7 separate regions of the Homo sapiens genome follow, and all the other regions are linked to region 1. A link is a loop called in an ENCODE intact Hi-C map of the cell type or tissue named here. Cell type or tissue: dorsolateral prefrontal cortex. All regions are shown on one strand.

The links. Peaks named below come from ENCODE experiments on the same cell type or tissue, not always from the same donor. Only the 100,000 strongest peaks of a DNase experiment are listed, where the experiment ranks them.
Region 2: it touches region 1 in a loop (3-fold over the local background); 68 of 110 quality-filtered maps call a loop at or near these places.
Region 3: a loop joins it to region 1, with 2.7 times the contacts of the local background. A loop is called at or near these places in 68 of 110 quality-filtered maps.
Region 4: it touches region 1 in a loop (4-fold over the local background); 16 of 110 quality-filtered maps call a loop at or near these places.
Region 5: it touches region 1 in a loop (4-fold over the local background); 14 of 110 quality-filtered maps call a loop at or near these places.
Region 6: a loop joins it to region 1, with 2.8 times the contacts of the local background. A loop is called at or near these places in 16 of 110 quality-filtered maps.
Region 7: a loop joins it to region 1, with 2.8 times the contacts of the local background. A loop is called at or near these places in 34 of 110 quality-filtered maps.

Annotation. Positions count from the first base shown.
Region 1 is chr19:18,592,277-18,596,276 of GRCh38, forward strand. REX1BD (required for excision 1-B domain containing) reads left to right here. Exons shown (of 5, transcript NM_001100418.2): 5 at 1-61. It overlaps CRLF1 (cytokine receptor like factor 1), which reads right to left. Exons shown (of 9, transcript NM_004750.5): 7 at 1,971-2,158; 8 at 1,789-1,831; 9 at 961-1,303. The coding sequence ends at 1,290. Among named protein-coding and RNA genes, the nearest start is that of REX1BD, 5.5 kb to the left of the region's middle. RefSeq lists an enhancer at 780-1,281 and silencers at 1,915-2,004, 2,025-2,414. In dorsolateral prefrontal cortex, a CTCF peak has its summit at 2,195 (motif pointing right); a DNase peak (open chromatin) is centred at 2,150; H3K4me3 peaks cover 1,073 bases; H3K27ac peaks cover 2,121 bases.
Region 2 is chr19:18,685,281-18,689,280 of GRCh38, forward strand. All of the region lies in intron 1 of CRTC1 (CREB regulated transcription coactivator 1), which reads left to right. Among named protein-coding and RNA genes, the nearest start is that of CRTC1, 3.6 kb to the left of the region's middle. In dorsolateral prefrontal cortex, no CTCF peak of the experiment used is centred here; no DNase peak of the experiment used is centred here.
Region 3 is chr19:18,674,081-18,678,080 of GRCh38, forward strand. No RefSeq gene overlaps it. Among named protein-coding and RNA genes, the nearest start is that of CRTC1, 7.6 kb to the right of the region's middle. In dorsolateral prefrontal cortex, a CTCF peak has its summit at 1,882 (motif pointing left); a DNase peak (open chromatin) is centred at 671; H3K27ac peaks cover 1,547 bases.
Region 4 is chr19:18,913,833-18,917,832 of GRCh38, forward strand. All of the region lies in intron 1 of COPE (coat protein complex I subunit epsilon), which reads right to left. Among named protein-coding and RNA genes, the nearest start is that of COPE, 3.6 kb to the right of the region's middle. RefSeq lists an enhancer at 3,765-4,000. In dorsolateral prefrontal cortex, a CTCF peak has its summit at 2,023 (motif pointing left); a DNase peak (open chromatin) is centred at 1,989; H3K27ac peaks cover 2,435 bases.
Region 5 is chr19:18,865,004-18,869,003 of GRCh38, forward strand. It overlaps UPF1 (UPF1 RNA helicase and ATPase), which reads left to right. Exons shown (of 24, transcript NM_002911.4): 21 at 286-447; 22 at 558-775; 23 at 1,041-1,163; 24 at 1,518-3,227. The coding sequence ends at 1,160. It overlaps CERS1 (ceramide synthase 1), which reads right to left. Exons shown (of 8, transcript NM_021267.5): 8 at 3,542-4,000. It overlaps GDF1 (growth differentiation factor 1), which reads right to left. Exons shown (of 8, transcript NM_001492.6): 8 at 3,542-4,000. The coding sequence ends at 3,594. Among named protein-coding and RNA genes, the nearest start is that of CERS1, 29 kb to the right of the region's middle. RefSeq lists a silencer at 1,613-1,812. In dorsolateral prefrontal cortex, CTCF peaks have their summits at 1,707 (motif pointing left) and 1,907; DNase peaks (open chromatin) are centred at 1,698, 3,471 and 3,578; H3K27ac peaks cover 2,419 bases.
Region 6 is chr19:18,904,966-18,908,965 of GRCh38, forward strand. It overlaps COPE (coat protein complex I subunit epsilon), which reads right to left. Exons shown (of 10, transcript NM_007263.4): 4 at 1,995-2,147; 5 at 611-664. Among named protein-coding and RNA genes, the nearest start is that of GDF1, 11 kb to the left of the region's middle. In dorsolateral prefrontal cortex, no CTCF peak of the experiment used is centred here; DNase peaks (open chromatin) are centred at 1,193 and 1,776; H3K4me3 peaks cover 1,050 bases; H3K27ac peaks cover 3,643 bases.
Region 7 is chr19:18,448,974-18,452,973 of GRCh38, forward strand. It overlaps ELL (elongation factor for RNA polymerase II), which reads right to left. Exons shown (of 12, transcript NM_006532.4): 7 at 2,579-2,675; 8 at 1,504-2,002. Among named protein-coding and RNA genes, the nearest start is that of ISYNA1, 13 kb to the left of the region's middle. RefSeq lists enhancers at 1,223-2,029, 2,030-2,836. In dorsolateral prefrontal cortex, CTCF peaks have their summits at 2,118 (motif pointing right) and 2,330; a DNase peak (open chromatin) is centred at 2,148; H3K27ac peaks cover 275 bases.

The DNA of each region.
Region 1 (4,000 bases):
TGCGCTGCTGACCTTCCTGCAGTTCCAGACACCTCCCACAATAAAGAGCTCCTCCTCTGTAGCCGCTCTGCCATCTCTGTGTACAAGGGTGCTGCAGCCAGTGTGCCTAGGGAGGGGGCCCCCACAGGGCCAGGGATTGTGGGTAGAAGACTCCCACCCTCCCTAGAAACTGAGGTTTTTTTGCTTGAGACAGGGTCTTGCTGTGTCACCCAGACTGGAGTGCAGTGGCGAGATCGTGGCTCACTGCAGCCTTGACTTCCCCAGGCTCAAGCAGTCCTCCTGCCTCAGCCTCCCAAGTAGCTGGGACTACAGGCACATGCCACCACAAGCCCAGTTAATTTTTTTTTTTTTTGAGATAGAGTTTTGCTCTTTTTGCCCAGGCTGGAGTACAATGGTACGATCTCGGCTCACTGCAATCTGCACCTCCTGGGTTCAAGTGATTCGCCTGCCTCAGCCTCCTGAGTAGTTGGGATCACAGGCATGCACCACCACGCCCAGCTAATTTTGTATTTTTAGTAGAGACGGGGTTTCTCCATGTTGGTCAGGCTGGTCTTGAACTCCTGACCTCATGTGGTCCACCCATGTCAACCTCCCAAAGTGGCGGGATTACAGGCGTGAGCCATGGCGCCTGGCCAATTTTTTGCTTTTAGTAGAGATGAGGTCTCCCTTTGTTGCCCAGGCTGGTCCCCAACTCCTGGCCTTGAGCAGTGCTCCCAGCTTGGCCTCCTAAAGTTCTGGGATTACAGGCATGAGCCTTTGCAGCCAGCCAGCTCAGGTATTTTGAATCACATTCTCCAAGGAGTTCAGAATCAGACCTTGCAAATACTGGATAGACAGTCTGAAGTCCTGGGAGGTGAAAATTCTAATCTCAAAGGGTCATTAAGACGCCTCACATTCCCCTCAAATCTCACAGCCCCCACCCCAGGCCAGGCAGGCCCCAAACTCACCTTCACAATCACAGCACCTAAATAGCTCATTTATTTAAAAGGACTCTTTTGGAGGGGCCCTAGGTAATGGGGAGTAATGACTCCCCTTCTCACCCCCAGCCCTGGCAGGGGTTCTAGGCAACTCAACCAACCCTCACACACACACACACACCCACTGGGGTGCACCCAAAGGTGGCCTCACGTGGGAGTCAGAGCTGTTATGGCCGTTGGAGCTCAGGGGCCACCCCAGCTCCTGCTGAGGGTGGCTCAGGTGCCCTGAAGTGAGGGTACAGAGGTGGCCCCAGTTTGGGTTCGGCCTCTGCGTCTCCACGTGGCAGGGAGGGTGGCCTGAGCCCCTACAGCTTATCTGGCAGGACCTGCAGGCAGAGGGGAAGCCAAGCTAAGCAGGGAGTCCAGGAGAGGGCCGCACCACAGAGCCACTGAAGGAGGCTTCATTCGTGTCCTGTCCCCACCGCTTCTGGCTGTGTGACTTTGGGCAGGGTCCTGCCCCTCTCCGGGCCTTGGCGAGGCTATCTGAGCTGCAGGTAAAGCACTTGGCGCGGAGCCAGTATGCAGTAGGCGCCCATGCGTGCTAACTAGGGTGAGTATGTTCATTCATTTCGGAGGAGATTCCACTTCGGACATTTTCAGGGCATTGAATGTTCTTAGGCTAAAGGAGACAATGCCAGTTATACAGTAAGTGCTAAGTAAATGCTGATGAATAACAAAGGAAGAGGACGGATTCCATCTCAGCGACTCTAAGGCTGGGGTTGGGAGGCGTGGGGGTGTGAACAAGACCTGCAGCCACCGGAAGGGGCCCTCCCCTTGCTCCCTCCCGCCCACCCATTCAGGCCCACCTTACCTCTCGCCGTGCCCCGTCTGCCCGAGGGCAGGATCCCCTCGTCCTGTGCTTGGAAGGAAGGCAGAGGTGTCGTGGGGGCTGCAGACCTGCGTCCACAGCCTGCTGTCTTCCCCCTCCCCTGTTTTCTGGGCCCCCCCAGCTCCCTGTCCCCACCCCCACGCCCGAGGGTCCCTCCTTCCTACCTGGTTGCGGGTCTTGTGCGACTTCTGCATCCAGGCTCGCCACTGGTCGTAGAGGCGGAAGCTGAGGTTGGAGCAGTACGCGTGCTTCTTGAGCCAGCCCAGGAACTGCTTGAGCTCGCGCCGCACCGGCCCCGAGCTCGGCTCTCCGCCCCGCGGTTCGCACGCCCCGCCGCCCGGGCCCGGGCGCTCTGGTGGTGGGCGGAGCGGCAGTGTCAGAGCGCGCCCGGCAGGGGGTGCGCGCGGGCAGGAGAGGGGAGACCCCGGCGCGGCGGGACCATGCTCCCCTCGGGGAACCTCCCTCCCCGTTTCTCAAGGACCGAGTCCTCCCCGCGGCCCTGCACAGCAGCCCAGCTGCGCCCCTGGCCCGGCTGCGCCCCTGGGGAGGTGGGGGGGAGGGGGAAGGAAGGGGCTCCTCCTCCACATCTCCTCCAGGAACCCGATTCCTGTGGCCTGAGCCAGGTGCGAGTGGAGTGGGGGGAGGGGAGAATGAGAGAGGCCAGAGCCGGGGGGATGAGACATAGAGATAGACAGACAGAGCAGGGGGCCGAAAAAGAGAAAGGGAGAAAGACGCACGGATGAGAGAGCCGGGGCCAGGGATGGAGAGATGGAGACGCAGGGTGGGTGAAAGCCAAGGGTGTCAGCCCAGGAGGAAAGGGCCTGATCAGGGTAGGACAGAAACCCTGGGGACATAGGGACAAAGAGATCGAGACAGAGACACAGAGGAAGAGTGACAGATGAAGGGAGACCGAGTGCAAGATGACCCCATGGGACTGTCCCCAGCATGGGCCCATGGGACAGGGAGTGGGCCAGGAGGGCCAGGTGGGAGGCCTGCCTGTCGGTCCAGCTGCCGGCTGCAGCCAGCCCCCAGCAGGCCGGCGGATAAGGACATCGGCCTCACGTCATAAATAAAGCCGGGGACCCGCTGACAGGCCCTGGCACGGCCCCGGCCCCCGCCGCCCCTGCTGGCCTTCCCCGGCCTCCCCAGCCTCCCCTGCGGACGCAGCGGCCTGCTGGCTCCTGTGCAAGAATCGCAGGTGCCGGGCACGAGCAGGGGCCAAGGCTCAGGCCCCTCCCGGCTGCGCTTGCTCCCGCCCACCCCTGAACCTGGAGGGGCCCAGGATAGGGGCTGGGGAGCTGGCTGGAGCCTGACTCTACCCCTCCCTAGCTCTGGGACCCTCTCTGGGCCTCAGTTTCCCTATCATCTCACGAGCCAGAGTGAGCTTGGTCTTCCCGGTGAACTAAGTTTAGACCTGTGTGACCTCCTAGAGCCTCAGTGTCCTCACCTGAGAAAAAGCGGCCTCCCTTGCAGTGAAACCCTGGGGGGATGGGACAATAAGTACCTCCATGCCAACTGCCTGCAAACACTTAGGTGGCACCCACCATGTGGGCACTTGCCACAAATTATGTCATCCAACCCTCATAACAGCCCAAGGCAAGTGGGATTCTCGACCCCACCTTCCAGATGGGGAAACGGAGGCCAGACATTCCAAGTAACAGCTTTCGTTTCATTTCACAAAAGAGAGACTAGAGGCCTGTGGACCCGGAGAAATCCCAGACAGCAAGAGGAAGCAGACCTAGGCACCTAATCATTCCCATCCCCCTGCCTTGATCAGAAGGAGAAATTGAGGCCCATCAAAGTGGGAGTTGGCAGCCCATTGGCCTTAGAAGCAGGGGTCTCAAACTCACTGGCCCCCTCTTAGGAGGGAGTCTGAGTGGCCAAAACAGACCAGATGGGGATGGGCAAATGGAGAGTGAGGGTCCTGAGAAGGGGAGACCACTGCTGGTGGGGGCTGTAGGCCATGCTGTTACATTTTCTAGATAATTTATTTTTCTAGGGAATCTAGGATATTTGTGTAAAAACTTCCTGGGTTTAAAATTTCTACTAGTTGGTCAAACTTTTTTTTTGTTTTCCAAACAACAGGCCAAAGAAAATAGATCCAAGGGCCACATTCAGCTCTGGGGGGGCCACCAGTTTGAGACTTCTACTCTCTTGGAGACAATCAGGAAACAGGCTGGGCATGGTGTCTCAC
Region 2 (4,000 bases), 93 kb after region 1:
ATCTGTCCTCCCAGCTCCAAGCAGCTACATTCTTGCTCAGGATGTAGAGAAAGAGATGGCTGGTGAATGAATGAATGAAAAAAAAATAAGAAAATGGCCAGGTGTGGTGGCTCATGCCTGTAATCCCAGCACTTTGGAAGGCTGAGGCAGTGGATCACCTGAGGTTAGGAGTTCGAGACCAGCCTGGCCAACGTGGTGAAACCCTGTCTGTACTAAAAATATAAAAATTAGCCGGACGTGGTGGTAGCTACCTGTAATCCCAGCTACTGGGGAGGTTGAGGTGGGAGAATCACTTGAACCTGGGAGGTGGAGGTTGCAGTGAGCCGAGATCATGTTACTGTACTCCAGCCTGGGTGACAAGAGTGAAACTCCATTTCAAAAAAAGAAAATAAGAAGAAAGTGTGCAACTTGAGCATCCTTCCACGTGAGTGTCCCCCACATATCAGGGCTTCTGAGGCAGGAGTGGCCACTTCTTTTTGTCTCCAGCACATGGTGTGTGCTGGCATGCAGTTGTTGTCAAATGTTTGCAGTGTGACCGGAAGAAAGGGGTCACAGTAGGTTCATGGGTGTCATTCTGATTAGAAGTCCAGTTTCTGCGTGGGATTGGAAATAGATTATTGTTGTTGAAAACATCTCTTTAAAATAATAGCTTTATTGAGATATGATTCACACATCATACAATTTACTTGTTTAAAGTGTACAGTTTGGTGGTTTTTAGTATATTCACAGAGTTGTGCAACCACCCCTATTTTGTAATTCCAGAACATTTTTTATCCACCCAGAAAGAAACCCCGTCCCCATTAACAGTCACTCCCCATTCCCCCTCCCCTAGCCCCTGGCAAGCACTAAGCTGTCTTCTGTCTCTGTGGGTTTTCCTATTCTGGGCATTTTATATAAATGGAATCACACAACACGTGGCCTTTTGTGACTGGCATCTTTCACTCAGCGTCATGTTTTCAAGGTTCATCTCTGTAGTATCATGGATCAGTGCTTCGTTCCTTTTTAGGGTCAAGTAATATTCCGTTGTATGGATATATTGTATTTGTTTATCCATTCATCAGTCAATGAATTTAGAAAAATTCTGAGGCCAAGTGCAGTGGCTCACACTTGTAATCCCAGCACTTTGGGAGGCCAAGGTGAGTGGATGACCTGAGGTCAGGAGTTCGAGACCAGCCTGGCCAACATGGTGAAACCCGTCTCCACTAAAAATACAAAAATTAGTCGGGTGTGGTGGCACATGCCTGTAATCCCAGCTACTCGGGAGGCTTAGACAGAAGAATCGCTTGAACCTGGGAAGTGGAGGTTGCAGTGAGCTGAGATTGTGTCACTGTACTCCAGCCTTGGCAACAGAGTGAGACTCCATCTCAAAACAAAAACAAAAACAAGATTCTGAAGATATGCAGGTGGCAGTTCTTTCAGCCCTGGAAACCATTTCCCATCTTCCTCATCACCTGGGGTCAGGGGAGCATGGGCTCTGGGCAGAGGTGAGTTCACACTAGATTTTTAGACACAAAGCATTGTTCTCTTTCTGGGGCAGGGGGTGATTCTGCCCCCCAGGGGACACTTGGTGATGTCTGGAGACATTTTGGGTCATCATGATTAGGGAGTGCTTCTAGCATCTGGTGGGTGGAGGCTGGGATGCTGCCCAACCCCCTACATGTAGTGCACAGGATGGCCCCATCGTGTGGAATAATCTGGCCCCAGATGTCGGCAGTGCCAAGACTGAGAAACTTTTTTTTTTTTTTTTTTTTTTGAGATAGACTCTTGCTCTGTTGCCCAGGCTGGAGTGCAGTGGCGCAATCTCGGCTCACTGCAACCTCTGCCTCCCGAGTTCAAGTGATTCTCCTTCCTCAGCCTCCCGAGTAGCTGGGATTACAGGCATCTGCTACCATGCCTGGCTAATTTTTGTATTTGTAGCAGAGATGGGGTTTGTAGTAGAGACCATGTTGGCCAGACTGGTCTCGAACTCCTGACCTCAGGTGATCCGGCCACCTCGGCCTCCCAAATTGCTGGGATTACAGGCATGAGCCACTGTGCCCAGCCAAGGCTGAGAAACTTTTGATTAGAGGTGTAACAGTGAGGTGGGCCAGGGTGTGAGCTTTGCACCTGGTCAGGTAGAGTTCCATCCTTTGCTCCCACCTATATGGCTGTGCCATCTCTGGCAGGCTGCGACCAGGGTGGGCAAGCTTATTCCCAGTTTGACTGGCCACTGCACAGTCCAAGTGGCATGTCCGCCGTGCCTGGAGCAGGTGAATGAACCTATATGATGTGGGCTTCCCTCCTGCAGCCATGGCGCGCTGCCTCCCATACTGTAGACAGCAGGGGTTTGGCCACACCTGCAGCCAGGTGAGGCATGATCGGGTCGGCACCTGCTCCTCTCCTTTGAATTCCAAAGGACAGCATGTCACTCATGCGTGTCTGTTCACAGTTGCCGGTGGTGATGGCACCTGAGGTGTCTTGCTGCCGTGGAAGGCCAGTCAGCAGATGTTTGGCTAGAAGACAGGGACCTCACCAGGGCACAAGCACTGAAGGGTTGGGGGACAGGGCGTAAAGTCGGGAGACTGTTTGCAGGTCTTGGGGCGGAGGGGTGGGTGTGTGGGCGTTCCCTCCCACTCTTAGGCTTGGGTCAGCGTGACAGGCAGGCTGTCTATGGCGCTCTGCTGTGTGACACTGGGTGGGTTTCTCAACCCCTCTGGGCCGTAGAATCCTGAGTTGTAAAGTTGGGGCAGCGCGTTCATTCCATCAAATGACAATTTTCATTGTCTGGCATGTCTCAAGAGCCTGGGGTGCTGGGGCTCCTGCAGTGTACAGGGCATACGGGGCTGTGTTCTTGGGGAGCCAGCATAGTTTTAGGGGGGACAGGAGAGCATCAATGCATCCGAATGAAGCAGACGCCCTCAGAAGGTGGCACACGCTGGGAGAGAAGTGGCTCAGCCACGTGCTAGGAGTGGCTGGGACAGGGGTGACACAGCATCCCCAGAGAGCAGGGAAGAGCACTTCAGATTGGGGACAGGCACAGTCAGAGCCTTGTGGTGGGAATGACTTGGCGAGTTTGAGAATGGGTGGAAAGCAGGGAGGAGGGCAGGTGAGGCTGCAAGAGCTTGGATCTCCCCTGAGGGAGGGGTCTGGGAAGCCTCCCTGCTTGTTTTGTTTGTTTGTTTGTTTGTTTGTTTTTTTGAGGAGGAGCCCCCCCTGTCGCCCAGGCTGGAGTGTGGTGGTGCGATCTTGACTCACTGCAACCTCCGCCTCCTGGGTTCAAGCGATTCTTCTGCCTCAGCCTCCCAAGTAGCTGGAATTGCAGGCATGCACCACCACGCCTGAGTAATTTTGTATTTTTAGTAGAGACGGGGTTTCACCATGTTGGTCAGGCTGGTCTTGAACTCCCGACCTCAGGTGATCCGCCCACCTCGGCCTCTCGGAATGCTGGGATTACAGGTGTGAGCCACGGCGCCTGGCCCCGCTTGTTTTTGTAACAGCTTTATTGAGATGTCATTTCCATGGCATTCCGCCACTCAGTGGCTTTTAGTATATTCACATTTGCACAGCCAACACCAGTCAACTTGAGAACATTTCGTACCCCCAGAAAGAGACCCTGTCCCCATCAACAGTTACTTCCCACTCCCCCTTGCCCAGCCCCTGGCAGCCACAAATCTGCTTTGGTTGCTTGCTTTCTTTTTTTTTGGAGACAGAGTCTCAGCTCTGTCACCCAGTCTGGAGTGCAGTGGCACAATCTCAGCTCACTACAACCTCTGCCTCCCGGATTCCAGTGATTCTCCTGCCTCAGCCTCCTGAGTGGCTGGGATTACAGGCAGGTGCCACCACACCCGGCTAATTTTTGTATTTTTGAGTAGAGACAGGGTTTTGCCATGTTGGGCAGGCTGGTCTCGAACTCCTGACCTCAAGTGATTCACCCGCCTTGGCCTCCCAAAGTGCTGCGATTGCAGGTGTGAGCCACCACACCTGGTCAACTAATGTGGTTTCTGTCTCTATGGATTTGCCT
Region 3 (4,000 bases), 82 kb after region 1:
CAAGTAAAAACCCTGACATGAGATGGGAATACTCCAGCATCTGTCACATTTACATTATAATTTTGGAACTGCTTGGTGACAAGCATATCTGGCCATTAGTGTTTTCTGCAGTGCAGACATTATTTCTCATAACAAGGAGACTGGAGGTCAGAGGTGCCAGGATGTTATGACTGGTGGCCCATGATTTCTGGGAGGGGGCATGACTATGCCTCTCTCTTTCTTTCTTTCTTTATTTTTTTTTGGTTTAGAGACTGTATTCCCAGCACTTTGGGAGGCTGAGGCAGGCAGATCTCTTGAGCTCAGGAGTTGGAGACCAGCAACACAGCAAAACCCTGTCTCTACAAAAAATAGAAGAATTAGCCTGGCATAGTGGCATGCACCTGTAGTCCCAGCTACACAGGAGGGTGAGGTGAGGATAGGTTGAGCCCTGAAGATCAAGGCTGCAGTGAGCTGTGATTGTGCCACTGCACTCCAGCCTGGGTAACACAGTGAGACCCTGTCTCCAAAAAAAAAAAAAAAAGAAAAAAGAAAAAAGTAAACAAGGGAATCAAAGGCGTGAGGCAACTAGGCCTTCAGCTGAAATTATGCCAGAGGACGATCCTGCCACCACTGCAGAATCCAGACGCCTCCGTTGGCACTGCCATCTGCCCTGGGCACTCAGCCACAGCTGCCCCTAGAAAACAGATGGCCCTGCCCCGATGCTGTTTCTCTGTAGCACTTGTGCCTGCATGGAAACATCCCGGAGGCCCAACCAGTATCCCACGCCATTCCCCAGCTGTCCCAGGAGTGGTGAAAGTGAGTACATTCGTGTGTATTAGTCAGCCACTGCTGTGCAACAAACACCCCCAAGTCTCAATGGCATGCAACAATAAGCGTTTGTTTTTCACATGTCTGTGAGTCAGCAGAGGTGGTGTCTGCTCTAGGCGGGCCTCGGCTGGGCAGCTCTGCTTACAGGTGCAAGGATGCAGAGTAGCCCAGAGTCCCTGCTCCACGGGTTCTTGCCTCCTGCTGGAACAGCAGCTAGCCAGGGCACATTTTCCTCCTGCAAGTGTCTGAGGACAAGTGGAATCACGTGAGGCCTCGTAGGGTCTCAGTTCGGGACTCAAACACTATCACATCTGCCCGTAAGTCTTTTTTTTTTTTATTTTGAGATGGAGTCTTGCTCTGTTGCCCAGGCTGGAGTGCAGTGGCACAATCATGGTTCACTGCAGCCTCGACCTCCTGGGCTCAAGTGATACTCCCACCTTAGCCTCCTGACTAGCTAGAACTATACGCTCATGCCACCAAGAGCAGCTTATTCATTTATTTATTTATTTGAGACTGAATCTCGCTCTGTCACCCAGGCTGGAGTGCAGTGGTGCAATCTCGGCTCACAGCAACCTCCACCTCCCAAGATCAAGCGATTCTCTTGCCTCAGCCTCTCGAGTAGCTGGGATTACAGGTATGTGCCACCACACCTGGCTAAGTTTTGTATTTTTAATAGAGACGGGGTTTCGCTTTGTTGGCCAGGCTGGTCTCGAACTCCTGGCCTCAAGTCAACCACCTGCCCTGGCCTCCCAAAGTGCTGGGATTACAGGCATGAGCCACTATGCCTGACCTGCCCATAAGTCTTTGGCCAAGCAAATGACATGGCTGAGCCCCACATCTGGAATGGGGAAGTGTCTTCCACCTGGAAGGAAGAACTGTAGAGGGCAGGGATGCAGGAATAGGTGGGAACCGCGGCCAATAGTTCGATGGGTCACCCTTGGCTTGGGGGCCTCTCTTGTTAGCAGGGTGACCAACTTCCCTCTGTGGGGGGACTCCCCAAACTTGGATGGGGACCCTGATGCTGGCAACCAAAAAGAAAGGCCCGTTCTGCATCTCCTTAGCAGCCACTGCCCCCTGGAGGTCGAGATATCCCTCTTTTTTGTTTGTTTGTTTCAGGTGAGTGGGGGCTGTGAGTGCCCCAGGATCTTGGAAAGCAGGATGGGGGTCTGGATGTAGGGAGGTCAATGGGGCCTTGGCCAAGTTTCAGGGCATGGACACTGTAGGTGTCCCTGGGAGCATGCCCAAGTCTCTCTATGTTGCCCAGGCTGGTTTCAAACTCCTGAGCTCAAGCAGTCCTCCTGCCTCTGCCTCCCAAAGTGCTGAGAATATAGGCACAAGCCAATGCATCCAGCCAACCAACCAGTTTTCCAACACGCACTTCAGCTATCTATCCCTCAGCACAAGTGGCTGGGTCCCTAGACTTGAACCATGGGTCCCCCGCCTGCCCAGTTCCAGCCTCTCACTACCCTCCTTGGCGGCCCACCCCGTCCCACCCTCCATCCACCACTAAAGCCTGGGTGGGAGGACGAGGGGCCTGGGTCCTCCTGTAACCTTATCGTAAGGAGGGGCATCGCTGGCTTCTCTTGGGTCCTTTCCCTCTCTCTTCATGATCAGACCCAGCTTTTGCTTTGCCCTTTAAAAACTCTGTACGATGAGAGCCTCTTTTGGAAGTCAAAGACAGACCAGGGATTGTTTTCCTCTTTGCCTCTCAGCTCCAATGGCCCTAATTCACCTCCACACGACGTGGGTACCCCAAATCGACTAAGATCCCATATAAGGAAGAGCTGAGAAGCAAAGCATGAAAACTAACATGGCGAAGTAGCGTTTTGCTTTCCTAACAGTTGCTGAGTGCTTGGATGAAGCAGGCACTGAGCTAAGTGCTTTCCATGTGTTATCTGTTTCATCTTTCCAAGAGCCTGCTATGAGGAGCACCACTGTCCACATTTAGCAGAGGAGGGCAGTGCGGCTCAGAGAGGTGAAGACAGTTTTCCATTGTCACACAGCTTGACAACTGATAAGTGTTGGACCACACAGAAATGCTCAAGAGTTTCTTGATCTCCCGGGTCAAGCAATTCTCCTTCCTCAGCCTCCCAGGTAGCTGGGTTTACAGGCGTGCACCACCACGCCTAGTTAATGTTTTTTTTGCATTTTTAGTAGAGACGGTGTTTCACCATGTTGGCCAGGCTGGTCTCAAACTCCTGACCTCAGGTGATCCGCCCACCTCAGTCCCCCAAAGTGCTGACATTACAGGTGTGGAGGTGGAGGTTGCAGTGAGCCGAGTTCGCGCCACTGCACTCCAGCCTGGGTGACAGAGCAAGACTCTGTCTTAAAAACGCACAAACGAATGAACAAAAACACATAAGAAATCACGTGTGTCTGTGCCCTTTCCACATTCCACAGGCACACAGGGAACTCTGGCCTGGCCCTGGCCTCTTTGGGAAAGGCGAACATAATCTCAGCTCAATCTACAAGGGATCAGATGAGACCGCACAAACAGCTGCCTTCAGAGAATGGGATGTTTCTGGGTCATGGGAAGAGACGCTGGAGGTCCACTTCAGCTAGACCCTTCAGGAGGGTCTCTCAGAGCAGAGGCCTGCAAGTCGAGAAGGAGCCAGCCACGAAAGCATCTTGGAGGAGCGCAATCCAGGCAGAGGGAACAGCGAAGAGGCCCGTGTGGCTGGAGCGAGAGCCGAGCCGAGCATAAGCATGTGGAGCCGCCAGGAGGAGGGTATTTTTTTTTTATTTGAGATGGAGTCTCACTCTGTCTCCCAGGCTGGAGTGCAATGGTGCGATCTCGGCTCACTGCAACCTCCACCTCCCGGGTTCAAGCGATTCTCCTGCCTCAGCCTCCCGAGTAGCTGGGATTACAGGCACCCACCATCATGCCTAGCTAATTTTCATTTTTTTTTTTTTTTAAGAGACGGGGTTTCACCATGTTGGCCAGGCTGGTCTTGAACTCCTGACCTCAGGTGACCCACCTGCCTCTGCCTCCCAAAGTGCTGGGATTACAGGCATGAGCCACTGCGCCAAGCCTTTAGATTTTTTTTTTTTTTAAGTGCGATGGGAGTGTGGGATCTGCCCTGCTTTGCAAAGCCCGCAGGGCTGCTGTGAGGAGCAGTGTTGGACCACACTGGGTGACAGCAAGTTCCTTTGATGAAGGAAGAAAGTGAAAACCTCAGGGTTGGTTTCTGCC
Region 4 (4,000 bases), 320 kb after region 1:
CAAGAGGGCCTGCCAGCTGTCAAGGCACAGGGTCAAAGGACCCAGTGCCCAAACCAGGGGGAGTCACTCTGCCCTGTCCTCTGAAGCCGAGAACCACAGATTCCAAGCCACATCTCTTCCTTCTCCCCAGCCTGAGGGAGGAGCGTGGATGTCAAACGTGTCCTCATCCCAGGCCGCCGCAGACCTGGCCCCAGCCTGACTCAGGCTGCCATTGCCAAGAGGACCCAGCAGCTTCTGCTCAGGCCCTGGTAGCCAGAGTGGGTATCTGGCTATGATTTGGAACAAGATGCCATCTAAATAAATAACTCCTAGAAGAATGTCAAAGGCATGCGGAGGGTGGTGGCTGCAGAAATCGAGCCCCACCTGCAAATGGGATGGACAGGTGAAATATGTACCTTTTCAAGTATGCAAAGAAACATATTATAGGCCGGGCATGGTAGCTCATGCCTGTAATCCCAGCACTTTGGGAGGCCGAAGTGGGTGGATCATTAGAGGTCAGGAGTTCCAGACCAGCCTGGCCAACATGGTGAAACCCCGCCTCTACTTAAAAATACAAAAATTAGCCAGGTGTGGTGGCGGGCGCCTATAATCCCAGCTACTCAGGAGGCTGAGGCAAGAGAATCACTTGAACCCGGGAGATAGAGGCTGTAGTAAGCCGAGATCACGCCATTGCACTCCAGCCTAGGTGACAGAGCAAGACTCCATCTCAATAAAAAATAAATAAGTAACTCTCAATCAACCTTCTGAGGTGGACTTCAGTTAGGTGACTAGCCCAGGGCCACATGCCACCCTCAGTTAAAAAAGACAGGCCAGGTGTGGTGGCTCACACCTGTAAACCCAGTGCTTTGGGAGGCCAAAGCAGGAGCACTGCTTGAGCCCAGGAGTTTGAGACCAGCATAGGCAACATAGCAAAAAGCATAGTCTTTTTTTTTTTTTTTTTTTTGATGGAGTCTTGCTCTGTCACCCAGGTTGGAGTGCAGTGGCGTGTATCTCGGCTCACTACAACCTCTGCCGCCTGGGTTCAAGAGATTTTTCTGCCTCAGTCTCCCGAGTAGCCGCGACTATATGTATTTTTAGTAGAGATGGGGTTTCACCATATTGGCCAGGCTGGTCTTGAACTCCTGACCTTGTGAACCAGCCGCCTCGGCCTCCCAAAGTGCTGGGATTACAGGCATGAGCCACCGTGCCCGGTCTGAGACCCTGTGTCCATAAAAAAATTATAAATATTAGCCAGGTGTGGTAGCATGCACCTGTAGTCCCAGCGACTCAGGAGGTTCATGAAGGAGGATCGCTTGAGCCTGGGAGGTCGAGGCTACAGTGGACTATGATCATGCCACTGCACTGCACTCTGGCCTGGGTGACAGAGTGAGACCCTGTCTATCTTTAGGGAAAAAAAAGAGACAAAAGCTGGCTGTTGGGCTTTCAAAGTGAGGACACAGTGGGGCGCCATCGGGGGCACCAGGGTGGCCTCAGCCGCCCCTGTGTGAAATGCAGGTGCCCAGGAGACTGTGCGTGCGGAAGTGCTCAGAGGCTGCAGAGTGCACTGGAGAGACAAGAGTGCCGGGAAGCATAACAACAACAAATGTGCAGACCGTGACCCTGACGTGAGGCTCTGGAACCGTTGTGGTTTTCCTCGACTTCCAGGGACGATCCTACCATCAGGACGCATGTGTGTCCCCGGGGTGGGAGAGCATTGCTCTTCAACCCCAAGGGCTCACTACGATCACCTGGGAGCCCAGGAACCACCAAAGCCAGGAGGCCACATCCACCAAGGTCACCTGGCCCTAGGATGGCCCCAGCACTGGCCCCAGGTGGCTTAAGATGTGGCCATGGTTGAGGAATCAGGGTACTGTTTGGGAAGGCGGGTGACAGGATGGGGGCCCTGTAGCCAGAAACCTTGGGGGTAGTAACTCCTCCCTTCTGTCCCTGTAGCCAGTGATCTGACCGCACTGGGCCGTCAGCAACTCAAGGCCTATGAGCTGCTTCAACCCCAACAGCTGGGCGGTGCCTGCCATCTTGTGGGCAAACTGGCAAATGTCAGAAACCCAGAAACGTCATGATGGTAGCCTAGTGCTGGGGGCAGCAAAGGGCAAAGACTGCCAGGTGCTCTCCCTGGGGCCACCTCAGGTGGGGCTGAGGTTGCTCAGGCCACTGTCATGAACTACCACAGACCAGATGGCTTAAAAAATGTATTCCTCAAAAATTAGCCAGGTGTGGTGGCGCACGCCTGTAATCCCACCTACTCGGGAGGCTGAGGCAGGAGAATCGCTTGAACCCAGGAGGCAGAGGTTGTGGTGAGCTGAGATCATGCCACTACACTCCAGCCTGGGCAACAGAGCAAGACTCCATCTCAAAAACAAAAAAACAAAAATTAGCTGGGCGTGGTGGCAGGCACCTGTAATCCCAGCTACTCTGAAGGCTGAGGCAGGAGAATGGTGTGAACCCAGGAGGCGGAGGATGCAGTGAGCTGAGATTGTGCCACTGCACTCCAGCCTGGGTGACAGAGTTAGACTCTGTCTCAAAAAAAAAAAGTATTCCTGGCCAGGCGTGGTGGCTCACACCTGTAATCCCAGCACTGTGGGAGGCTGAGGCGGGCAGATCACTTGAGGTCAAGAGTTCGAGATCAGCCTGACCAACATGATAAAACCCTGTCTCTACTAAAAATACAAAAATTAGGCCAGGAACGGTAACTCATGCCTATAATCCCAGCACTTTGGGAGGCTGAGGCAGGCGGATCATGAGGTCAGGAGTTACAGACGAGCCTGGCCAACACAGTGAAACCCCATCACTAGGAAAAATACAAAAATTAGCTGGGTGTGGTGGCACACGCCTGTAGTCCCAGCTACTAGGGAGGCTGAGGCAGGAGAACTGCTTGAACCCGGGAGGCAGAGGTTGTGGTGAGCTGAGATCGTGCCACTGCACTCCAGCCTGGGCAACAGGGCAAGACTCCATCTCAAAAACAAAAAAACAAAAAAAAAATTAGCTGGGTGTGGTGGTGGGCACCTGTAATCCTAGCCACTTGGGAGGCTGAGGCAGGACAATCGCTTGAACCCAGGAGGAGGAGGATGCCACTGCACTCCAGCCTGGGTGACACAGAGTGAGATCCTGTCTCAAAAAAAAAAAAAAAAAAAAAAAAAGTATTCCTTCACAGTCACAGTCCTGGAGGCCAGAAGTCCCAAATCAAGGTGTCAGCAGGGCCACACTCCTTCCAAAGGCTCTAGGGGAGGATACTTCCCTGCCTCTCCCAGCTTTTGGTGACTGTTACATTCCTCAGTTTGTAGCCACATTACTCCCATCTCTGCTTCCATCATCTCTGTGTCTCAAATCTCCCTCTGCCTTTTTTTTTTTCTTTTTCCAGTGGCGGGTTCTGGTGAAGACAAGAAAGCCTACTAGAAACATTCTTTTTTTCTTTTTTTTTTTTTTTTTTTGAGATAGGGTCTCACTTTTGACATAGTAAGAGCACCAACATCTCAGACAAACACTGCCACTTTAAGTTCCAGCCCCCTTTCTAGCCTCATGAATTTTAAGGAAATTTCTTTTTTCTTTTTTTTTAATAGAGAAGTCTCGCTCTTGTTCCCCAGGCTTGAATGCAATGGCTGGATCTTGGCTCACTGCAACCTCCACCTCCTGGGTTCAAACGATTCTCCTGCCTCTGCCTCCCAAGTAGCTGGGATTAAGGTGCCTGCCACCATGCCCGGCTAATTTTTGTATTTTTTAGTAGAGACGGGGTTTCACCAAGTTGGTCAGGCTGGTCTCGAACTCCTGACCTCAGGTGATCCGCCCGCCTCCCAAAGTGCTGGAATTACAGGTGTGAACCACCGCGCCCGGCCAGGAAATCACTTCTAACTACAAGCAGCCAGAAAGAGGAGACAGTAAAACACAGAAAGACAGCTCGGACAGAGAGAGAGTGGGAAGAAAATTTCTTGGGTAACTGCCAAACTTCACCTTCATACAACGGGCCCCAGTAAAACAGTGGGCCTTAATAAGCACATTCCTTTCC
Region 5 (4,000 bases), 270 kb after region 1:
GGATTATAGGCTTGAGCCAACACGCCCGGCCCCAATTTTCAGTTTTTAAGATCTGTGTAGGCCAATGATTCCCAGCAGACTCTCCTCGGGGAAGGTGCCTGCCCAAGCACCCAGCCCCAGGCAGGCTGCTGTAGTTAACATGGAGTCCTGCGAATCCGCATCTTCAGCCTGGGCAGAGCCAGGACAGATGTGCAGCTCCGGCTGACTGGCTGGTGGGGTGGGTGGGGTATCGCTGGGGTTTGACCGAGGCAGGTGACACCTGCCGTGTTCCACTGTGATTTGCAGGCCGGCCTTCCAGCATGTACTTCCAGACCCATGACCAGATTGGCATGATCAGTGCCGGCCCTAGCCACGTGGCTGCCATGAACATTCCCATCCCCTTCAACCTGGTCATGCCACCCATGCCACCGCCTGGCTATTTTGGACAAGCCAACGGGCCTGCTGCAGGTGAGCATCTGTGGCTGCGGCTGGGTGTGGCCCTCCTGAGAGCTCTTGAGGGTGTGCTTGTCTGCGAGGCCCTGGCCTCCTTCGGATCACCCTGGACTGCTGTCTTTCAGGGCGAGGCACCCCGAAAGGCAAGACTGGTCGTGGGGGACGCCAGAAGAACCGCTTTGGGCTTCCTGGACCCAGCCAGACTAACCTCCCCAACAGCCAAGCCAGCCAGGATGTGGCGTCACAGCCCTTCTCTCAGGGCGCCCTGACGCAGGGCTACATCTCCATGAGCCAGCCTTCCCAGATGAGCCAGCCCGGCCTCTCCCAGCCGGAGCTGTCCCAGGTGAGCCCGCCCCTGGGACGGGACTTACCTGAGTGAGGGTGGGGCTATGCACCTGAAACATTCCCTCTGAAGAGCCCCAGAGAGCTGGCCTGGCCCATGTCCACTGTCTGAATTACCTGTCCCTGGGCTGGGGTCATCAGAGTGGGTCTCCTGGGTCTTAGTTTGGGGACGGGTTTTCCATTCTTTTCTCTGGGGCTGCTGAGGGCTGGGTGGATGTGAGCACCCTTGGCCTGTGGCTTGCTTACCTCCTGACCTTGTCTTTCAGGACAGTTACCTTGGTGACGAGTTTAAATCACAAATCGACGTGGCGCTCTCACAGGACTCCACGTACCAGGGAGAGCGGGCTTACCAGCATGGCGGGGTGACGGGGCTGTCCCAGTATTAAAAGGCAAGCCCCCCTGGAGCAGGCCTGGCCCCACCCCAGCCTCAAGGAGAAGGATGGGAGGGGGCTCTCCCCAGGGAGCTGCACTGGAGGGGTGGTATCTGGAAATGTGTGCTGTGCCTGGTGGGGGTCATAGGCCCTCAGGGCCAGCTTGGCCTGTGCCCTTCACTGCTAGTCAGGGTGGCTCCTCACCCCACCCTACCCCATCCTGTCTGCTCCGGGGACCACCGCGGGACCTCAGTTTCCTCATCAGAGTCGGGGAGGGCAGCTCGGGCTCTCCCTCACTGTCCTGTGTGCTGGGTACCTGTGGGGCTCAGGTCGCAGCCTCTCACCGCCTCCTGCCCTTCTCCCTCCTGACAGGTGGCGGCGGAAGAGCTAAGCAACGTGGCTTAGTCCATCAGCATCTTATTCTGGGTAATAAAAAATAAAAATAAACGGATACCTGTTTTCCACTGCTAAAACTGAAGCACCACTGTGTGAGCAACAGGAAGGGAGAGCGCACGAGGGAGAGGAGCCGAGGCCGAGCGCCCCCTGCTGGCCCGCGGCGGCGAGGAGCAGAGGGAGCGGAGGAGGGGCCGGCCCGCGGGAGCCGCGGCCACCAGGAGGCCCCGCTCCGTCCCATCGGGGCTGCGGCCAGGGCGGAGGGAGGAAGACCCTCATCTCAGAGTAGCCCTTTCCTCTGTTCTTTTATTTCTTTTTCTCTTTGATTGAAAGGGGACTACGTCTTAGCAGGAAAAAAAACTTCGCATTTCTGTGCCCGAGCAGGCTCCTTGCAAAGACAGCAGCGTGCGGGGCAGAGCCCCGGGAGGGCGCGTCTGTCCACGCCTACCGGACGCGCCGAGGTCGCGCTGCCTGTGTTCTCCGAGGGCCTTCATTTAAAGAAAATAAGGGTGTTTTGGGTTTTTCTCTTTGTTTTTTTCAAGATTCTTTTAAAGGAGTACTGAAGAATACTTTCCTAAGTTTGTCTGTAAAATCTTAGCGGTGGACCTGGGAGATTTGAGAAGCTTCCAGAAACAGTTTAAACAAGCCAGCGCTACTGGAGAAGAGGAGCAACACCTGTGCCGCGGCCGGAGGAGTTTTGTTGTTGGTTTTAGCTTCCAGTGGCTTCTTTCTGCGGGGCATCAGGCTGCTGGGGTAGCCGCCCGCCGAGCCTGGAAGCTGCTCGTTCTCCGCTGGACTCAGAAGCCAAGCTGCTTCCCGCCTAGACTCGGCGCAGGGCCCCGCACCGGTGAGGAAGGTGCTTTTGGCCCCATTGCGAGGGGCCTTGGCCAGGACTGGCCCTGTGGCCAGGAGGCGAGAAGGTGGCTGTTCCCGGATTGACGGCTTTTTCCCGGGGGCCTTTGGAAGATTTGGTGGAAGGACAAGAGGGCCTGTCCCTGTCCCCGTCCCCAGGAGGTACCGACAGTCCCTGTGCTGGTTAGACACGGAGCGCTGCACACCGAAAGCCCAAATTGGGAGCTCTGCCTGCCGGCAACTTTGCTGATGGGGTGATTGCTGCTTCTGGGGGGTAAGGAAACAAGTTACAGAAATTACCGCGTTCTGTGTGAAGGGACTGAGGGTGTGGTGTCATTGGCAGAGGGTCATTTTAGGAGAGCTGCCCCAGCCCCTCGAACGCCTGGCTTGGGGTGTCATTCTGCCTGGCGGCCAGGCCTCCAGCTTCCCCTGCCCCGGGCCTGGGGCTGTCACTGGCCCTGATCCGAACACCTCCAGATTCCGGCTTCTACATGGGACAGACGGGGACGCACAGGCCACCTTCCTTCTGGCAGGGACTCTTATTTATTCCCATTGCTCTAGGGCTTTCGGTTTCCCCTTCTTCCGGTAGGCCGCGTAGAGGCATGCACCGGGTAGGTTTCCGCGGTGACCCCGCGGCGGCCTGAGGGACGCTCCCTGCCCCATCCCGGCTGTTGGGCTGGGCCGCTTTGCCTCTGCTTCGCCCTGTGCTGTGTTCTCCAGCTTTGTAGCAGCAGCCTTGACAAACCCAGGCGCACTGTACCAAGGCAATGTAACTTTTGATTTTCGGTCAATTTAAGTTCTTTTGTCACCAAATATTAATAAACAGTTTTGACTTCACACCAAGGTTGGATAAACTGCAGGGGGTGGAGGGTGCTGGGGTTTTGCCTTGGCTGAGTGACGGGTTGGGGTGTGAAGGAGGCCAGAGGGAGACAGGCAAAGCCCAGAAGGGACAGGTCTGCCTTGCAGGACTGAAGGGCGACCCCTGCCCCTGGGCCCTTCCCGTAGGCAGCACCTGGGCCTGTCCGGGCGGCTCCCCGGAGTGGCGCGTTAGGCCTCTGGCAGGTGGCCTGGAGGTGGAAAGGCCTATCCGATCACCAAGACTGAGGGGCGCCCTCCCCACCACCCAGGCAAGGAGTCCAAGGAGACCAGCGGAGCAGACCACGCGGCATTTATTGTTGGGCCCGCGTCCCTGCCCGCCCCGGGTTAGCGGCAGCCGCACTCGTCCACCACCATGTCCTCATACTGCCGCAGCACCACGTTGTCGCTGTTGTCAAAGAAGAGCACGGAGATGGGCGACAGGCGCGCGGGCACGCAGCAGGGCAGGTCGGCGGCTCCCGGGGCGGCCGCGTGCATGAGCGCGCGCAGCACAGCGTGGTTGAGCGCCGGCGGCCCCCCGGACCCCGACAGCGCGACGGGCAGCGCGCACTGACCCTGGCAGTAGTTGGCCAGGAAGCCGCGCGGCGCGATGACCCAGCGGTGCCAGCCCACCTCGCGGAAGCTCACGTACAGCCGCCGCGCGCGACAAGCGCCCCCGGGGCCGCCGCCCAACACGGGTTCGGCGTCGCGCCGCGGCCGGGCCAGGGGGTGGCACAGGCGCGGGTCGAGGGTCA
Region 6 (4,000 bases), 310 kb after region 1:
GCTCCACTGCATGCTCATACCCCACGACTAAGTGCCCGAGCCACCCTGCCCGTCTGACCACGTGCAGGCCCTGGGAAGGTGGGACTGGGGCCAGCTATGGCCCCCCAGGGTGGCCACCACAAGGTAGAGCTCAGGAGAGACTCACTCCATGGAGGATGGAACGCAGGGAAGGGCAACGGAACTACAGTGTGAACAACTCTGAGGCAAGGGCTTTGGAAACGGCAGCAGGGGAGTCCTGGACCCCCAGCCATGGCCTCCGACCTGGTGATGCCACGTGCAGGCCCCGCCAGCCCCACGGCACAGTTACAAGCTGGTCAAGTAACATGTTGCTCCAGGCACAACCTCCACTCTCCCTCCATGAAGCCCACCCTCACCCTGTGGGAGAGGCCTGCCACCCACTGCATAGAGAGAAACTGAGGCACAGAGAGCCATGGCCCTCCTCCCTGGCAACATACTGCAGGGAAGGGCTGAACGACAGCAAGCCACCCCCATGGAAAGGAAAGACAACAAGAGTAATGACAGCACCACAGACGCTCTGGGCTGTGACGCTCTGGGCTGTGACGCTCTGGGCTGTGGCTCAGTGCGGGTGGAGAGGGGCAGGAGGGCTCACCGGGCGAGGTCCAGGCGGTCCAGCTTCAGCAGGATCTGCACTGTCATGGCTGTGCTGCAGGACAGGGCGAGGGGGCGGTCAGCGGGTCGCCACAGACACATTGCATGGCCGCTCCACACCCAGGGCTCACTGTGTGTGTCTGGGATGTTCCTAAGTCCTGTGCTTAGGACCACCAGCCCCGCCCAGCAGAGGAGGACACCCTCACTCCCACATTTCACCGCTCAGCTTCCTCAGGCCCAGGAGCTCTGGGGGAGGTACCCAGGATGGGGTTTCAGGCCCCGGCCCACTCACCGCCCATCTGGAGAAGCAGCCTCCATGGGCTGTGCTTCCAGATGGAGGGCCCTGCCCGGACTCGACACCCTGGAGGCATCAACACTCAGGAACAAGGCCCTAGAGGAGGGCCACGCACCCGCCCCTGCACCTGCACCTGCAGCAGAGCCCTGGGGCCACCCACTCTCTGCAGGCCCCCTCGTCCCCTCATCCCTCTCAGCCCCAGGTGGCTGTGACCACGAATTACTCGTGAGGCCTCTTGTTCTTGTTTTCCTGCCAACAGGAGCCAGCACCTGGACCAGCACCGAGTCGGCCGGCTCGCCGACAGTGTGACATCCCTATTTATTTTCTTTTTTGTGTGTGAGTCAGGGTCTGGCTCTGCCACCCAGGCTGGAGTGCAGTGGCACCATCACGGCTCACTGCAGCCTCCACCTCCCAGACTCAAGGGATACTCCTGCTTCCGCCTCCCAAGTAGCTGGAAACATAGGTGCATGTCACCATGCCTGGCTCGCCCTGCAATTCTAAGCCCTCTGTGGATGGAGGTGGGATGGGAGCAGATCCACAGCGACCATGAAATGCCCAGCTTGCAACTCACAGTGGAAGGCAGGCACTGCAGGGACAGCTCACGGGGAAGAACTGACACACTTTCTGTGACCAGTGCCCTGGACATGGCCCGGAGTCACATCCTAGGGTGGAGGGGGGCACCAACCTTGCAGGGCTTCAGCACCCCAACCCCAGAGGGCCCTGGAGGAGGGCCGGTATGGGGGGCCCGGGGAGGCCTGAGAGACTGGGCCCAGGGCCGAGACACAGAAGGCTTCGTGGGGGGTGGGGACACAGAAACCGAGCAGAGACAAAGCCGCTTTCTGCTCTGCCCTTGGGAACAGAGGGTTGCAGCCTGGGCACCGTGTCCTTGGATCTGCAGCCTGGTGCGCAGATGGGAGTGCCTCCCACACTGGGCAGGGGAGCTGGAGCCTGGACAGCAGGCCAGGGCCTCATTTCAGCACCACCTTTCTCTGCTCCCATGACGACAGCCAGCGAGGCCGTGCGCAGCCTGGAGATGTGGCAGGGGGCACTTGCCTCCCTGGGCTGGCCCCAGAGCAGGGAGGCCACTCACCACTCCAGGCTGTCCCCCTGGTGCAGCGCACGCAGGGCGGCATCCGGGTTCTGGTCGTGGAGATAGATGGAGGCGGCCATGAGCAGGAAGGTGGTGTTGGTCACGTCCACGCTCCTGCTCATCTCTCGGTCCAGCTCGGCCACGATGCTGTCCCTGCAAGACAGAGATGCTCACGACCCACAGCTGGGGTGGCCTCTGTGGGACCTCAGAGGGTCCCCTTCCTTGGAAGCAGACAGGTCCAGAGAGGGTGAGCCAGGCCCTGGGGGTGCAGAGCAGCAGCAGGCCGAGCATCGAGCTGTCCCGACATGTCCTCCCTCCGTTCCTATGAAGCACCTCTCATGCTGGGCCAGGCAAGGACCCGAGGCCGGGAGATGTGGGGTGGGGCGCTCCAAGGGGACATGAGGAGGCACCGTCAGTCTCACACCAACCTCACCCGCCTTCCTGAGGAGGCTGGTGGGCCCAGCTGGGACTCCTGACCATAACCCATCAACCCTGTGGGCTTCAAGGCCACGTCTTCTAGCAGGAGGTCGGCCTGGGTGCCGAGGGGCCGTGCAGAAGGATGGGAGCCCTGGGGCACCCCCACTGCCAGGGCAGCTGCCCTCAGTCCCTGAGAGCCCAGGGTGCTGGCTGCACCCTGAAGATGGCCAGTGTGCTGCGGGCCAGGGCCAGGCTTGAGCCCAGGCAAGGCTGAGGACCGGCTCAGCTCCGAGGGCACAGGTCACCCATGCCTCCATGTCCCTAACTGGACCCAGACCCTCCATTCCCCATGGCTATTGAGCAGCTAAAAAGAGAAGGCAGGTGAGGGGGCCACCCTAGACCAAAGCTGGTGTTCTTCTGGGTTCAAACGTGGCTCTGTGACCCCGTAAGCATCCACGCGCATCTGGGGGCTGTCTGCCCAGGGCCCGTGTCTGAGGTGTCACTGAGGGCATGGCATGTCTGATACCAACCAGGCTCCACTGAGGGCTCGCCACAGTGCCAGGTCCAACAGACAAGTGACTTCAGGTCTGAGTCTGTTTCCCCGTGCTGAGGGACCATGTTACAGGGATCATGCAGGGGAGGAGCAAGGAGCTCCCAAGACCATCTTACAAAGCTTCCTGAGGCTCCAGCACACAAGGGTGTATAAACACTGCCAGTTGTCGTAGCGTTGGTACTGTAATGTTGTCATCCTAAGGTGTTACAATTACCAATGGGGCCGGGTACTGTGGCTCACACCTGTAACCCCAGCGCTTTGGGAGGCCAAGGCAGGATCGCTTAAGCCCAGGAGTTCAAGACCACCCTGGGCAACATAGTAGGACCCCTTTTTCTACAAAAAAGTAAGAAAGTCAGCTGGGCCTGGTGGCGCCTGTAGTCCCAACTACTTGGGAGGCTGAGGCAGGAGGATGGCTTCAGCCCGGGAGGTTGAAGCTGCGGTGAGCTGTGGTCACACCTCTGCACTCCAGCCTGGGTGACAGAGGGAGACCATCTCAAAAACAAGCAACAGCAACAAAATCAATTACTGGGCGGATCGCTTGAGCCCAGGAGTTTGAGACCAGCCTGGGCAACATGGCAAAACCCCATCTCTCTTTTTTTTTTTTTGAGACGGAGTCTCGCACTTTCGCCCAGGCTGGAGTGCAGTGGTGCGATCTTGGCTCACTGCAAGCTCCGCCTCCCGGGTTCATGCCATTCTCCCGCCTCAGCCTCCCGAGTAGCTGGGACTACAGGCACCCGCCACCATGCCCGGCTAATTTTTTTTGTATTTTTAGTAGAGATGGGGTTTCACGTGTTAGCCAGGATGGTCTCCATCTCCTGACCTCGTGATCCGCCCGCCTCGGCCTCCCAAAGTGCTGGGATTACAGGTGTGAGCCACTGCGCCCGGCCAGGCAAAACCCCATCTCTAAAAAATATACAAATTAGCCAGGCATGGTGATGCGTGCCTGTAGTCCCAGCTATTCGGGAGGCTGAGGTGGGATGATCACTTGAGCCTGGGAGATCAAGGCTGCAGTAAGCCAAGATTGTGCCACTGTATG
Region 7 (4,000 bases), 140 kb before region 1:
TTCAGGACTCTGGTAACATGGACCACCAGCACCAGGCTCAGCTTCTGGTGCCTCCACTGTCCTTTTCTTGGTGCTTGGGACATCTACCCCTGCTTTGCATTTTCTCACCTGTGGTAGAGATGACAGCCCCTGGGCCGGGGATGAACTGCCTAGGGGCCAACACGCACCAGGCCAGACAGGAAACCACCTTGAGTCCCCAGGCCTGTCTTGGCACCTAGGCACTGGGCATCCAAGGAAGGGACACAGCCCAGAGTGGTCTGTGGACCCTGGAGCCGGGCCAAGGGTCTCAAATGGCAGATCCTGCCATTTGATCGTGGCCCAGGTCTGGCTGTGGGGTGTGGGTGTGTCCTGGGAATCAGGAGTCCTGCCCTGAGCATGGCCCTGGTCAGAGAGGCTGCCCAGGGAGTAAGGCCACCTTCTCCCCGTCGGCCCCCACATGCAGTCCCACGGGAGGTGGGAAGCCCAGCACGAGGCAGGGCTGACCCAACCCCGAAAGTCTTCCTTCCTATCCAGTAAGACCCAGCCACAGTTGTGAGGACCTGCTCTCCAGCCACAGCAGGGGACGGGGCATGGCCCTCTGAGCAACGCAAAGCTATAATGAAAGAAGGGCTCCCACCCTCATCCCAGGAATCCCCTGACTCAGCCTCCTCCCCAGAGACACAACCCAAAAGCACAGCAGGTGACACCACCTGGGCTGCCCTGGGCCAGCTGGCGCCGAGAGCGAAGTGGCCATCTGCAACTGGCCGCCATCGCCACATGGGACCACTGCAGCCCCTGTCGCACATGGTGGTGGAACAGCCGCTGCACGCTGGCCACTGCTTCTGCTGGTTCCTATAAATGAACAGCTGCGCAGGCTCATGGCCACGGTGCTAGGCGGGTGCTACTGCTGCTCAGTTTAGGTGCCTGGGCTGTGGTCTCGGAGCCGCCCAGGTCTCCTGGCTCCCCAATCCCAGCCTGCCAGGCCCTGTCCCCACAGCAGAAACCTACAGTCCACAACAGTCGCACGGTGCCTACAGAGGTCCAGGTGCTATCCCTCTCCCACCAGGATCTGCCCATCTGCACCTGTGCTGCCTCTCCCTGAATAGGGCTGGCTTGCCTGGGCCCCCACTGTCTTCCCTGAACCCCAGCAGACCTCAGCATGGCCCTGGCTCCTGGGGCTTCCCTGCAGTCAGAGCTGGGGCCTGGGCCCCATTCCTCTCTGCATGTTAGCCCCTTCTGCGGCCTCAGTTCCCCACAAGGCTCTGGGCCTCCGGCCCCCAGTGCTGGCCTGGCACATTGACTGCAAGTGGCACCGGGCACTCCAGACAGGCAGGGAGAGGACCAGGTGCAGGAACATAGGGTGCCAGGTGCCAGGCACACAGGGCAAATCTGATGGGGCCTGGGGCAACAGGGTCCCCTCCCCTGGCTTCTACAGCTTGAGCCCCCTCGACACCCCATGAGGGTGAGGCGGGTGTGGGGCCAGTACTTAGAGCCCCGGCAACGCCCTCCTGCCTGGGCACCTACCTGGGGTGTCTGCTGGGGCTCCGGGGGTGGCATGGGTGGCAGGTGCACAGTCTGGAAGCTGGGCCCGGGGCTTGTCCTCAGCCGCCCTCTCCTTGTCTTTGTGCTTCTTGGACTTCTTCTTGGGCTTGCTGCGCGAGGGGCTGCCGTGTGGCCTGCTGGGCTGGGCACAGTCCGTCAGCAGGGGCAGGCCGAGGCGCACAGTGGGGGCTGGGGCAGCCGCCTCTCCGTGCTCACAGTCTCGGCCGCTGTGGCCCAGGTCATTGCTGACATCGGCCAGGGGGTCGTGGGCCCTCGGGGGCTCCAGCCGCGGGGGCAGGTGAGTGCTGGAGCTGAGGGTGTCCGTGCTGGCTGGTGGGCCCGGGGTGGGCAGCAAGGCCTCACGGCCATTGGGCACGCCCAGCTTCCCGTTGACGGCAGGCTGAGCTCTCTGAGTGAAGTGCGATATCCGGGGTTTCTTGTTGGCTAGGGGGTCGATGAAATCAGGAGGCTGCAGCCGCTTCTGGAGAGGAGCAGAGATCATTTTAGAGGGGAGCACAGAGTGGCTGAGCAGCAACAGGCAATCCCCTGGCCTGGCTAGAAAACCCAACGCCGCCTGCAAGGCCCACGCTGGCCACATGGGGGCGCCCGAGCACCAAGTCAGGTCCCAGGTGCCGCTCAGGGTGGCCTCAGCTGGGGCCCATCAGCCTGCTGGGATCGATGCAGGGGGAGGGCAGGGCCCAGTGTGTGAGCGGGCCACCCCTGGGGACTGGTCTAAAGCGCTGCTGTGCTCAGCATGCTTCCCCAGTGATAACTGTGACACAGGAGCAGGAAGCCCAGGGTTGAGCCCACATCAGGGAGCCGCCCCCCGTCCCAGGTTCCGCACTGTGACACTGGGGTGCTGCGGCCACACTGGCAGGAATCTGCCCCCAACCCCAACCCGACAGCTTCCCCCTTGGTCCCTGGGCGGAGGGAGGCGGCTCAACTTGGAGCAGCTCATGCTCCAAAGAGCTGGTGAGGAAGGTGACAAGGGTTACTGATGCAGCACAGAGTGCCCTGCAGGTGCTTGGGACAGTCACCCCAGGCATGCCTCACTTACCTGTGGGGGCGAGGCCGAGCGCCCACGCTCGCCTGGGGGGCTGGAGGCAGCAGGGTCTCCAAGGAGGCTGCCAGTGCTCTGTGGCTGGCACAGCTTCCTGCGAAGGAGAGGCAGGGCTAGGTCAGAAGGTGCTGAGGGGGCCTAGGGGCCCCAGGCCTGTATCCACATGGGGGCCCGGTGGAGATGCCTCAAGGAAGGGACCCCCCTCCTCCCAAATCCAGAGCAGGGCCAAGGGGTCACAGGAGCCTGGGCCTGAGGCCATCCTGCCCCCGACTTCACCCAAAGGAGGACTTCCCCACTCACTGTCCCCCTGAGCCCAGAGGAGGATCACTTTGTGTAGGTGCCTGCTACCGGAGAGACCAGGGACACACGCTAGGGTGCTGGACCCTGCTTTTAAAGACAGCTGTTCATCCTGTTCAGAACGCTCACTGCAGAAACTGTCCAAAATGCAGAAGAGAACGGAGGGCCCTGGCCTAGGATGAGACAGCCTTCCTGGAAGCCCAGGTCACAGCAGGATCTGGAGGGCGGCAGAGTGGCCACCAGCTTGACTAGGTGATGCAGCTGGGGAAGAAGGGAAGAAACACCCCAGTGCATGCCCCTTCTCCCGCTCCATGTGATCTGGGCAAGTGGAATCCCCCACCCCCGCCAGCAACCCTGCAGCTTATGGGTATCCTCTCTGACCCAACTGTTCAATTCCCGGGGGCTGTGCCATCTCAGGGCAGCCTAGCGCCCCTCCAGGCCCTGCAGAGAGACTTAAGTCCAGGGCCGTGGCCATTCTGCCAGCCAGTGACACCCAGAGCCCATCTCCCTAACAAATGGGCTAGGCTACAGACCACTGCAGGTGTCACTTCCCTGGTGGCCTGAGAGGAGAGCCATGTGGACATAAACAGAACTCCCAGTTAAAGACAGAAAACTGAGAACAGGCATTTGCATCCACTGGACAGGCAAGGCAGAGACAAAAGGAGGAGTGAAGACACCGGAAAGCATAGCAGAAGCATGAGTGGTGACTGCTGCAGGATCCAGAGAATCCAGGGCCCAGAGCAAGAGGCACCACGACCTCAGGGGACAACAGACTGCTGCAGGGCCATCCCCCACAGCTCTACTCCAGATCCTCATCACTGCTGGTGGGGCTGCAGGACAGTGAGCCCAGGGCTGTCAGGCAGCAAAGAGGCTCGGGCCACTCCTCCAGGCAGTTGGGAAGTTACCTGGGCCACAGCTGGACAACAGGATGGCCAGATGTGTGGCCTCAGGAGAAGAAGAAACAGGGCCCAGGACTAGGGCACATCGGGATTCAGAGGCCCCAAGCTGTGCAGTGTCCCCAACGGCTGCACTGCAGCTTCCAGGCAACAAACGTCAGACCTCAAAACAGAGGAACACGAAAATACATTTGAAAAGAGACTCCACAGGGAGATGAAAACGTTA